Linked DNA regions of Mus musculus: region 1 is linked to region 2. The links are chromatin loops, found by intact Hi-C in ENCODE. Cell type or tissue: left cerebral cortex. All regions are shown on one strand. Links, peaks and the distances in the headings refer to the core of each region. The heading gives the core; the rest is flanking DNA.

Evidence for each region. A loop is a pair of places that touch in the nucleus more often than their neighbours do. Peaks named below come from ENCODE experiments on the same cell type or tissue, not always from the same donor. Only the 100,000 strongest peaks of a DNase experiment are listed, where the experiment ranks them.
Region 1: a loop joins it to region 2, with 4 times the contacts of the local background. A loop is called at or near these places in 2 of 42 quality-filtered maps.

Annotation. Positions count from the first base shown.
Region 1 is chr14:64,169,218-64,174,766 of GRCm38, forward strand. All of the region lies in intron 5 of Msra (methionine sulfoxide reductase A), which reads right to left. Among named protein-coding and RNA genes, the nearest start is that of Gm52129, 27 kb to the right of the region's middle. In left cerebral cortex, for the core only: no CTCF peak of the experiment used is centred there; DNase peaks (open chromatin) are centred at 2,361, 3,007, 3,524 and 4,291; H3K27ac peaks cover 4,827 bases.
Region 2 is chr14:64,584,830-64,590,378 of GRCm38, forward strand. It overlaps Mir124a-1hg (Mir124-1 host gene (non-protein coding)), which reads left to right and starts at 3,286. Exons shown (of 4, transcript NR_040709.1): 1 at 3,286-3,325; 2 at 3,948-4,138; 3 at 5,012-5,130; 4 at 5,444-5,549. In left cerebral cortex, for the core only: no CTCF peak of the experiment used is centred there; DNase peaks (open chromatin) are centred at 507, 1,164, 1,777, 2,119 and 6 more places; H3K4me3 peaks cover 3,607 bases; H3K27ac peaks cover 4,985 bases.

The sequences.
Region 1 (5,549 bases), core at 332-5,331, 420 kb before region 2:
TTTAAAATACGGTGTCTGATCTCTAGGGCACTTTATCTGCAATTAAGGCTCTCTACCATTAGGTGGCAGTAGGGTCATGATCATGATTAGCCATGTAAATGATATTCTAGCTGGAGGTGTGTGTGTGTGTGTGGGGGGGGTAAGAACTTGTATTTCTTCTCTTTTCACAAGGGATGCTTTGAAAAATGAAAGCACACAGTTGGGAGTATCTAAGGAGTTATTTTAGTTTTTAACACTTAAGATGAACAAATATGAAGTAGTTATGGCCTTTAATAACTCAACACTAAATACTTTATCACTAGTATGCGCATGCATTTTCTGCCATTCCTAACAGATACACAGTTCATCCTAAACTCTATGAGAATCCCTTAGCCTGAGTCCTGACACCTGCTTCTGAGTTCCTGGACCCCACTTCCATGTTTCCACAAACCCGTCTCCGTGGCAAGGGACCACAAGATCCAGCACTTTGACTGGCAAAGACCACTTCAGAATGTACTGCTCTGGCTCCTGGGAAGAAGGAAGCAAGGATGCCACAGGCATCTGAGAGCAACGAATACTGAGACATTAACAGGGAAGAGGGGATGCTAAGCTAAAGAAAATTGTGATGCTGGACTCTGGTATTAGGGGAGGTAGACAGATTCCTCCTCCTAAGGGTGTTCTTGAGATAGAGACTTTGTTCAATAGGGTAGCACTGTCGAAGAAGCCCCTTCAGAAATGACACTCAGGGTCAGGTGCTGCTCGCGCTTGTTTTATAAGGGAGTGGTGTTTCTCTACTGCAGAACACATATCTTGTTGACAGTCAGCCAGAGCCGCACAGGTCTCATCACTAGAAGTAATCAGGGTAAGATAGGGCCACAGTAGCTTCGGCCCTGAGGGCACATGTAGCTTTACCGCCTGGGTTCCTGCGGGACATCACTTACCCATCCCAGTGGGGATCATATTCTCTTCCCTGTCCTGGCCTTTTATCAAATCAATCGATGGTGCCACACCTCATCCTAGTCTCAGGGTTAACGTGCCTCATTTTTTGACGACTTGCATTCTTCTGGTCACAGTTTCATGGGTGAGAGGCACCAGACATGAAGTGATTTATTCTGTTTAAAGCAGTTGATGGGTCAGTAGGATGGCTCAGTGGGTTATGGTGTATGCTGCCAAGTCAGACTAAGAACTAAGTCTCCAGACACACGTGGTGGGAGTAGAGACCAACTCTTACAAGTTGCCCTTTGACCTCCATATGAATGTCATTGCATATGTGAGCACACACACATAAGTAAAATTTTAAGAATGAAATATAGCAAAAGGAGTTGAGACTGTTTTGAGCTTCAAAGTGCATTATCCCAATAATTGCTCTGTGTGTGTGTGTGTGTAGGTGTGTATAAGTTTCTGTATATGTCTGTGTGTACATGTACATATGTGTATATTTGTGCGTTTGTATGCTTGGATACAAGTGCATTTATGTGTGTATGGAATCTAGAAGTCAACACTGATTATCTTTCTCTATGGCTCTCAAGCTAAGTTTTTGAGACAGGGTCTCTTTGTGACCCTCAAGCTCATTGGTTGACTATGCTGGCTGGCCAGCAAGCTCCAGGACTGGCATATCTCTATCTCTCAGTGCTAGGGTTCCAGACTCACGCCACCATGTTTGATTTTACATTGGTGATGGGATCACACTCTGGTTTCTCATGCTTACAGGACAGGAATGCTACCCACCAAGCCATCTGTCTCCTCAGTCCTCACTGCTGGCTTGAGTATGGATTTGGACAAATGGCTTTTATGGTTGGGAAGGATCTGTAAGGCTCTGTGTCTCCTTCCCATGGCTTTATGGCTTCTTGGCTTCCTGGCTCTGCTCTTTGAGACCCTTGCTCCTCCTCTGTGGGTGCTATTGTTAGGCAATTCTGCTTACATCCTGAGAGCCAACACTAGCACACGAAAGTCTTCACTGTGTTGTGGATTAGGAAGCACCCCTTTTCTGTCCCTTGTAATAAGCAAGCACACCTGTCTGTCTTGTCCCCTAGACTGATAGAGTGCAGCCCCTGTCTCTGAAAAACAGCCTAGCTAAGGCTTGGATCAGTCAATCTTGGTGTTTTCTTCTTGGTGATGGGTTTCCTCAACTTCCCTTCTCAGCTTGATTACCCTCTTCCTTGTTGGCAGTGGGTGTCCGGCAGACTGTTTGTTTCCAGGGATCTATGCCCTAGTCTGGTGAGGGCCACCAGTACTGGAGGCAGAGCAATGGGGGCATCTCCATAAAGCTCTTGTGACCCCTGGGTCCCAGTGTTTCCTCAGTTACTCTGGCAGCTGTGACTAAGGCAAAGCAGTGTTCTGTGCTTGCGCTGGCTCATTGCTTAGCAGGATAAGAATAAACTGAGTTATGTTACTTCAAAAAGAAAAGCATCCAACATACCCAGTGTGGGGATGCTCCCTCTTGATAGAGGGAGTCTGAGTGATGACTAGCCAGACATAGGTTCTCAGGGGTGGGACTCCAAGCTCAGGACCTTAGGTCTGTGAGTCAATTCAGCCCCTGTTAGCAAGGCATCAGATGTTCACATGTGGATGTTGTCTGGGACTCACAGAGGAGGAAGGTGGCTGTTTACCTCAAGGGGCCCACAAGAGGGACAGACAGACCAGCACTTAAGACCATAGCTTGCAGGGAGGGGAGAGAGTCCTGATCCTTGCTGGGCACAGGAGTCAGCTTTTACAAGGATGTACCCCCATCTAGGCAATCTGAAACAAGAACAGCTGCCCTTAGATGCTACCCACACCAAAGCCTGGCTAAGCTGGAGCTTTCTGGACTAGAGAAGGCTGGAGGATTTAGTTAGGTGAGCCAATGTCCCCTGCTACTGACTCAGAGAGAGTTCCAGCCTCAAGAGGCCTGGCCTCTCGGGCTATCCAGGATCTTGCCTGGGCTTTCTCTGAACCTCTCAGCTCGGCCCATCCACAGCTCAAGCAGCAGGCAGGCATCTTGGGTATAGACCTTGAGTCCTGTACTTCCTCAGCCCACTCAGACTTCACACTTTCCCCCAACCTGCTTTTCCTTGAAACAGTTTCTCAGAAGGGAGTTTGAAGCCTCCTTTCTTTCTCTTCAGAAGAAAACATTCCTCTAGAACCATCTGCTCTGAAAACCCATCCAGATATGTCAGTGGCTCTTTCTCTGGGACCACAGGCCAATATCACAGGTCCCCAGTGTCCCCCAAGCTCTGCAGGTATATGCATGTCCATTCTTTTTTAAATTTTTTGAAGATGTATTTATTTCATTTTATGTGTATGGGCATTTTGCCTTCATGTATGTCTGTGCACTATGTGTGTGCCTGGTGCCTGAGGAGGTAAGAAGACAGAATTGGACTCCCTGGAACTGGAGTTCTAGATTTTCTATAGGTTCTTGAAATCCAACTTGGGGTCCTCTGCAAAAAACAAGTGGTCTTAACTGCTGAGTTATTTCTCTAGCCCCTGTTCATTCTTGTCTGACCTGAAGGCTGCTACAGGTTGATGTTAAGAACAGAAGGGGTGCTGGGTGGAGAGGTACAAGCCTTTAATCCCAGCACTCAGTGGGCAGAGACAGGTGGATCTCTGTGAGTTTGAGGCTAGCCTGGTCTACAAAGCAAGTTCTAGGACAGCCAGCGCTACAAAACCCTGTCTCAAGGAAACAAAACTAAACAAGAACTGAGTGGGGTTGGAGGGCCTTCTCTAGCACAATGGCAGGTCAAGACAGGCTAAGGAAGAGTGGGAAGGGAGCAGGGCCAGGAGTCCCGGGTTCAAGTGTGCTTTGCCCATGACTCAGCAAGTACCTTGGTCCAGGAACTCCAGCTTGTCCTGCCTAAGTTTTCTGTGACCCACAGAAAGGAAACCCAGTGCGATAAGGCTGAGGTAGTCTGGGGTTAGGGTAGGATGCACTGCTCTAGGCCTATGGACCTGCAGTTCTCCACAGAGCCAGGCAAGGAAGACGTTAATATTCTCAGTCTATAAGTAGCTCCTGCGGTTGCAGATAAAATTAAATGGCATGACTATTTTGGTAGAAAGTCAGGTAAAAAAAAAAAAGCCGAAAAATAAGCTCTCTGTCAAATGCCAATCCCCACCCCCCATCCGCCACACACACCCTGTTCTTTTTTTACGCCCATTTGGTATTTGTTTTTAATTCTGGCTGATTGTCAATTTTAAAACCTGATGCATAGCGTGGCTTGCTATTCCGGAGGCGTTATTTTAAGATAAAACAATGTAAATTCTGCCTTGGGATGGCAGATGGCTGGCAGTTCGCTGTTTGGCAATGCAACTGGTATGGTATGTTGAGGATTGAGAGCAGCAGGTACAGGGCTCAATTCGAAACCGCCACAGATGCTCGGAGGGAGCGGGGGAGGGGCGCAAGCTGGTCAGGAAATCGAGTACGGTACTGGGAGCTCAGAGGGGGGAAAAAGATGGTAACTAGCTGAAAGTTTGCTTCTTCTGGGCTCTTCTCACTCTCTTTCTTTGTCTTTGGCTGCTCTGTGGAGATTCGGAAAGGCCCTTAGAGGTCAAGAGCTGGTGAATGCTTCTCATTTTGCTTCAGCTCAGTCTGATGGGTAAGGCCTGGGCTCCTTGAGAAAGCACAAGGCAAGGACAAAGGAGATAAAGGAAATCTGAATGTGTTTTTCCACAGAGACATGCAAATGGCGGCATCAAGCAGGGAGCCTGCACCTAGTGCAGACATTGTAGGGAGGACGGACCAGAGTCTGAGGAAGACACAGAGCACTGCCAAAGGCAGTTTCTCACCTGAAGAGCCTCACTACAAAATCTTCCCTGTCACCTTCACTGTGGGGCCAGAGAGTGACCAGGAGTTGGGTGCTGACCTGGAGAGGAAGAGGTCAGAGGGGGTCCATTCAGAGCCAGTGAGGACTGCTGAATGCTTTTTAAAAAGGTCACTCACCCGCAGTCTCCCCTTAGAATCTCAAAAAGACTCAACAAGCAAACTCCTCTGTGTGATTATGTGATTGCTGTGTGTGTGTGTGTGTGTGTGTGTGTGTGTGTGTGTGTATGCATGTATGTGTGTGTGTGATTGTTTATATGTGTGTATGTGTGATTGTGTATGTGAGAGATTGTATGAGTTTGTTGCCTGTGTATGTTTGGGTGTATGTGTGTGTGTGTGACTGTATGTGATTGTGTGTGATTGTGTAATTGTGTATGAGAGTGACTGTGTGTGACTGTATGTGATTGTATGTGTGTGATTGTGGTTTTGTGTTGTGTGAGTGATCATGTGAGTGATATGTGGCTGGCTGTGTATGTGAGACTTTGTGTGATTGTGTATATGTGTTTGACTGTAATGCATTTCAGTGTGTGTAATTGTGTGTATGAGTGTGTGATTGTGTGTGTTTGAGTGTGTATGTGAGACTGTGTGTGTGATTGTGGGTAGTATGTGTTGTGTGTGTATGTGATTTGAACTCTTTAAACTCTTTTTCTTAGTCTTACAGTGCTGGGAACACACATGGCTGCTTTTGCTGATGGCCCCCTGGGTAATGCCTGAAGCAATGTCTCTATGAGGCTGCTGAAGGTCCCGAGCACAGCTGAGGCCAGAGGACCTGGCTTGG
Region 2 (5,549 bases), core at 268-5,267:
ATTTCAGGACATTTTTTTAAAGCCATTTAAAAATTTTCTGCCACAGGATAAATGACTCCTCCTGAATGCTAACAACAAGGGAAGAATGTGCTAGAGGCTCCGCCATCATATTAAAAATTAAACCGGCTGCATTTCATAATGGGCTCTCTCTTCTCTCTCTCTCTCTCTCTCTCTCTCTCTCTCTCTCTGCGTGTGTGTGTGTGTGTGTGTGTGTGTGTGTGTGTGTGTGTGTGTGCCCGGCTTCCATCTTTCTTCTCACTGTGGAGATTGCACTCAGACACTGTTCATGGTTAACACTGGAGCATCAGCTGAGAGAGGTCAGAACCCTACTTCTCTGAACAGGGAACCACAAATGTCACTGACACATGTCACGGCTTGGCAAATAATATATTTCTTTCCAATCTCCTGCCCCTCCCGTTTACCCACTCGCATGCATGTGCTCAGCTGAAGGGCACCTCTCAGTCTTCCTTCCTTCTCCTTCCTATGGTGGGACCAGCAGGAGGCACGCCATTCACAATGAATTCAAAAGTACTCCCCTTTTGATTTCTGTTGTCTTTATTTTAACCTCAAGAAGGGAGAGAGATTTAACTCAGTCTTTACCCCAGGCTACGCTAATACTTAGGTCATGTCTGAGCTCTCTGGGGAAGCCCTGCTTTATCCCATCCGTGGGGCAATGGTGTCTTTTCAGCGGAGCTGTCCAGCTGTCCAGCCATATGGGCCCCAAACAGCCCAGTCAATCCGATTTGGGGAGGTTTTACAATGTAATTTCTTAACGTGTTAGTACTTGGGGTGAGTTTGATCAGGCGCATAGACAGCCCTTAAGCCCAAGGGTTTAGGTTTTAAGAAGCCATTACAAATGGCCCAGCATCCGTCCGCTCAGACTGGTTAAAAACAGATATGAAATCTGTGGCTGGGGGAGGGGCAAGGACTCCTGACCCCCTGGTTGGAGAAAGTCCCAGGGGTATGCTCTAACTATTAATTCAGCATCAGCTGCCGTATCTACCCCCCACTCCCTTTCTCTTTTTCTTTTTTAACCCTGGGCTCATCATTTAAGGCGTTCCCACTCGGGCCTGCGGAGCCTGTTACAAAACCAGGTCTCCGCTCCCCCACTCCACCCCCACCCCGGCGCGCGCGCCCCACGCAGCAAGACGAGAGAGCCAGCGTCCCGCAATGCCGCAACGGCGCAGGAGAATTGCATTAAAAACGTTCTTAAGCTAAACAAAACCCTAGGCCTATCTGACAGTCTAGCACAGGAAAGTATCCTCCATGTCCCATTGCTCTTCAGTCAAAACCGACTAGACCTCAAGTCACAGCCCCACCCTTTCCTGGTGCAGGGGTTCGAAACTGTCTGCCGAGGAATGCTTTATAGACAGAACATTAGAATAGTCCTAAAGCTAAAAACCTTGATCAAAATGGTGGTAAGTAAGACCAAGTCACCGCAGAGAGAGACCAGCGATTTAGTGGGGACTATTATGAAAGTGGTCAGTGCTCCCAGAAAGATTGCCTAGCGAGGGGCCTTTGCCAACTAGTTACATTTTTTTAATTAAAATCCGTCACAAGGATGTTTTCTAGTTCTTACCCACCCCTCCTAAGATTCTCAATTCTAGAAATTTACAAAAACAGCTTATTTCCTAAGCTTCTAGCCACACAGTGTTGAAGCAAAAAACAGCACATGGGGGAGGTTTTGTTACAGCCGTTCTTCTGTTGGGGTCCTTACCTAACAATTGACAGAAACAGAAATGGCCTTCCATCCAGGGGGCATCCCCGGAGGTCCATCAGGGCTAGGTGGGCGCCGCGGCCACCACCCTCTGCACTGGCCATTGACAGCCACAACATTTAAGACTGCTTTTAGCTTTCCGAGTTTGTTCTCCCCTGTCTAGATGTCTTGAATTCAACATAGCCCAAGAAACAGTTCAGTTTTTTTTGTTTGTTTGTTTATTTGTTTCTTTTAAGTCATCAAAGAAAAGCAGGCGTAGGGAAAGCAGATGGGCCTGCGTGAGCAGGTCGGGGCTGCCTCGCGGCTGCCGCAATAGCCCTTTGGGAAGACAGATTTCTCATCGCAGGCGCGGGGGCTCGAGTGGGGGAAGGTCTTTTTGGTTCGCTCTTATGGGGGACATTCATTCTTGGTCCTTCTTTAAGCCACAGCTAACTCTGCTCTTGGAAAAGAAAAACAGTTACACAGCCACACAAGTACAACAAAAGGCGCCTCCCCGAAGTGGCTCTCCACGTCCGCAGGACGGGTGGCTGGACGTGTAGACGCACTTTTGTGCCTCTGTAATCTCGGACGTCCATCTGGCCCCGGCGGGCGAGGGCGGGCGGGAGGGCGCGGGCAGGGGAGGAGCGCGCGCACGCAACTAGAGGCGCGAGCACGCGCGCCCGCTCTCCTTCACTTTCACCTTGACTGCGGGGGGGGGGGCGTTGGTGGGGGCGACAAGAGACTATGGTCCTCCATCCCCCCACCTTCCGCCATTCGTCTTCCCACCCCCAGCACTGTCCTGCCCAGACGCCAGCCTAGGGAGGGGTGAGGAGGAGGCTGCACTGGCGCTCGGGTCGCCGCACCGCCCCGCAGCCTCGCGCTCTCCGCAGTGACAGCAACCACAACCGCAGCAGCACCCAGCTCCATCCTCACCAGCCTGGCTGAGCTACAGCCCGGCAATTCGGGCTGAGGACGACAAGCAGAAGGTGTGCAAGTGCCCCCGAGCTCCCCACTCCATTGACCGAAGCTCAAGAAACCGGGAGTGGGCTAGCGGCGGTATTGCACGGAGGGGACTGAGAAAAAGAGGACTGGAGACCATGAAGCTATTCAGGCAGGGGTAGGATTGAGCCCCCCGAGTCCACCCAGAGGACTTTGGCAGGGTCTGGGGCGGCCAGGGTGGCTTCAAGGGATCGGAGGGCTCTGACCACTGCAGATGCGGCGCGTGTGGGTGCGGTGAAAGCACCCACTTCTCCCAGGATCTAAACGGATAAACGGAAGCGAGTGTAAGTGTGGGGGTGCGAATCGCCACCTCCGGCCTTGGCTTTCCCGTTCGTGAGAGCACCCCCACTTCTCACTTTCCCCAAATCCGCATTTTTCTTGGCACAACCCTCCCGAACACCGAGCGAGGAGAGGGAGGTGCCCGGGGGCAGTGAGAGTGACGTGTGCTGGTGCAGAGGGGGGGGGGGGGGGCTGCGGGCCGGGCTCTGTGGACCTACTCCTAATCCTCTTGTTTTCGGAACTGTCAGCAGATGTGGCTTCTCTTAGCTGAATAATCCGTTAAAGGAATAATAATTTTTAAAAAGGACCTCGGCCTCACCCAACGAGGACAGTGAAGGAGATCAGCTCTTGGTAAGACTAAAAGAAAAGGCACTAAATTCTCTGCGTCCCTCTCTCTGTCTTCCTCTCAATCCCCTCACCCCCTCCCCCTCTCTTCTCTCCTCACCCCCCCCCCTTTCTCCCCCATCCCCTGCAATCCGCACTCGACGCGAGTTCACGCGCAGGGCTGGATTTCCAAGCTGCACTGCAACTTCTCAGCGCGTTATTATTATTCATCTGAGGGTGCAGCCTCTGCAACCTTCGCCTCCTGCGCTAGCATCCTTCCCCCTCGACCGCGGCCACCAGCAGAGCGGTTTCTTCTGCACGCGTGCTCTGGTTCACCAGAGGAGGATTCTGGCTTTTTGCTTTTTTGTTTTGGTGGTTTGGTTCGGTTTGGGGTTTTTTTTTTTTTTTTTTTTTTTTTTTTTTTGGTTTTGTGTCTTAATTCTTTCAGGGTCATCGCCAGGATGCTTTTCCTCCGGCCAGGTGGAGCCAGCATCAGCGCCTGCCAGCAGCAATTCCCTTCAATAGCCGAGGAAGCACTTGGGGCTTGGCCAGGGAGGCCGCTCCTTGCTTGCGGGGCTGACTTTAGCCTCCACTACTCTCCCGCATCCATCTGCGTGTATATTATCCCCATCCCTTTTTATTCCAATAGATCCGCCTTTGGTTTGGACTGGCTGAAACGCGGCGGACTGCAACCAGGATCCTTTAAAGGAGAACAAAAAGATGAGGATATTGTGCGGGGGTTCCGGGACAAAGCGTCTTGGGACGCGCGGAACTCTGGCTCCCCGATTGGAGAGATCAACGCTGCCCAACAGTACCCGGCCGGACCTGCGGACCTCTGAGGTTATTCGGACTCAATTTTATTGATTTTTGTGGCATGCTTTAAAAGGGTCAGTGTTAGGTAAAGACTGTGTCCCCCAACCCTGTGGGGTGGGTGGGAAGCTGAACGGAACCGATCCAGTTAGATTTAACTTGTCCTCTATGCCCTCTACCTGGCTTTTTTGAGCCATTGGGAAGGAGAATGGGGAAGGCTTAGAAAAGAGAAAGGGGGGGGGGGGACGACTGCCTGAAAGGATAAGGCACTAGTAGGGAGTGGGATGGACCAGGTGAGGGAGGTCTGTGGGTTAGGAAGCACCTTCCTCACTCTGGTGCACTGGGTGGGTTTGTTCAGGGAATGGCAACGTGGGTGTCTGTTGAAAGCAGTCTTGTGAAATTGACATGTACATGCATAAGGTGACTGGACTTGTGTGTAAACAGAGTGATGGAGAGCAGAGAGGGAGGGGTCTTAAAATAATATTTTATTGTCCCTATGGATTTGGGGATCTCTCCCCCACCCCACCCAGCTACATTCTATAGGGGTGACCTTTTAAAATCTACACCCACCCTTTACCTCTGTAAAACCGGTTGACGGGTGGGGTGGGGGAACATGTAGGGGTGCGCGCTCTCTCTCTCTCTCTTTTCCCCCTCCCCCCTCCCAGTCTCCCTCCTCCCTCTGTCTCCCCCTCCCTCTCCCTTCACTCCTCCCTCTCTCGCTCTCCCTTCGCTCCCCCTCCTTCTCTGTCCCTCCCTGCTGCATTTTGCATGAGCTATCTAGGTCATTAGCATTTTAGCGTATGCAAGACTTGACAAGGCTGATGAGGGGCCAGATGGGCCTCGCTCTTATTTATTTATTTTTTTTTTCTTTTCCTTTTTCCCATCCACCACTTGGGACCTAAGCGAGAGGACCGCAGCAGGAGAGTTCCGGAAGGCTGATTCCCACAGATCCTGGTAAGGGACCGCAGCAGCTCTGCCCTGCGGCACGCCCGGCCAGGCTACACCCGGACCCTACACTCAAGGTAAAGGCGGCGGTCACAAGCCCTGCCCAGGCAGCAGTAGCTGGGCCCCTGCTTCCCATCCCTTTCCTCTCCGTCATCTCCCTCCTCCTGGCCCCCCTCAGTTTCCTAGGCGAAGCTGAGAGCGAACTGGGTGGGTAGGATTCGCTGCGGTGGGGCGAGGTGGGGTTGATGTTTTTTCATTGTCTGGAACTGCAGGGGAGGCGAAGCGCGAGGAGAGGAGTGAGGGAGTCGGGGTAATTAACACGGGGGAGGCACCCCTCCGTCTCCCACTTCCACCCACATCCCGAACCCTCCACCCCCCTCCCCTTTGCAGGAAAAAGCTTGGAAACGAAAGGATGCGGGAGAACAAAGAGCCTACGGAGGACGTGGCTGTTATCTCATTGTCTGTGACTGGGGGAGCTGCGGTAGGAAGGATGCGG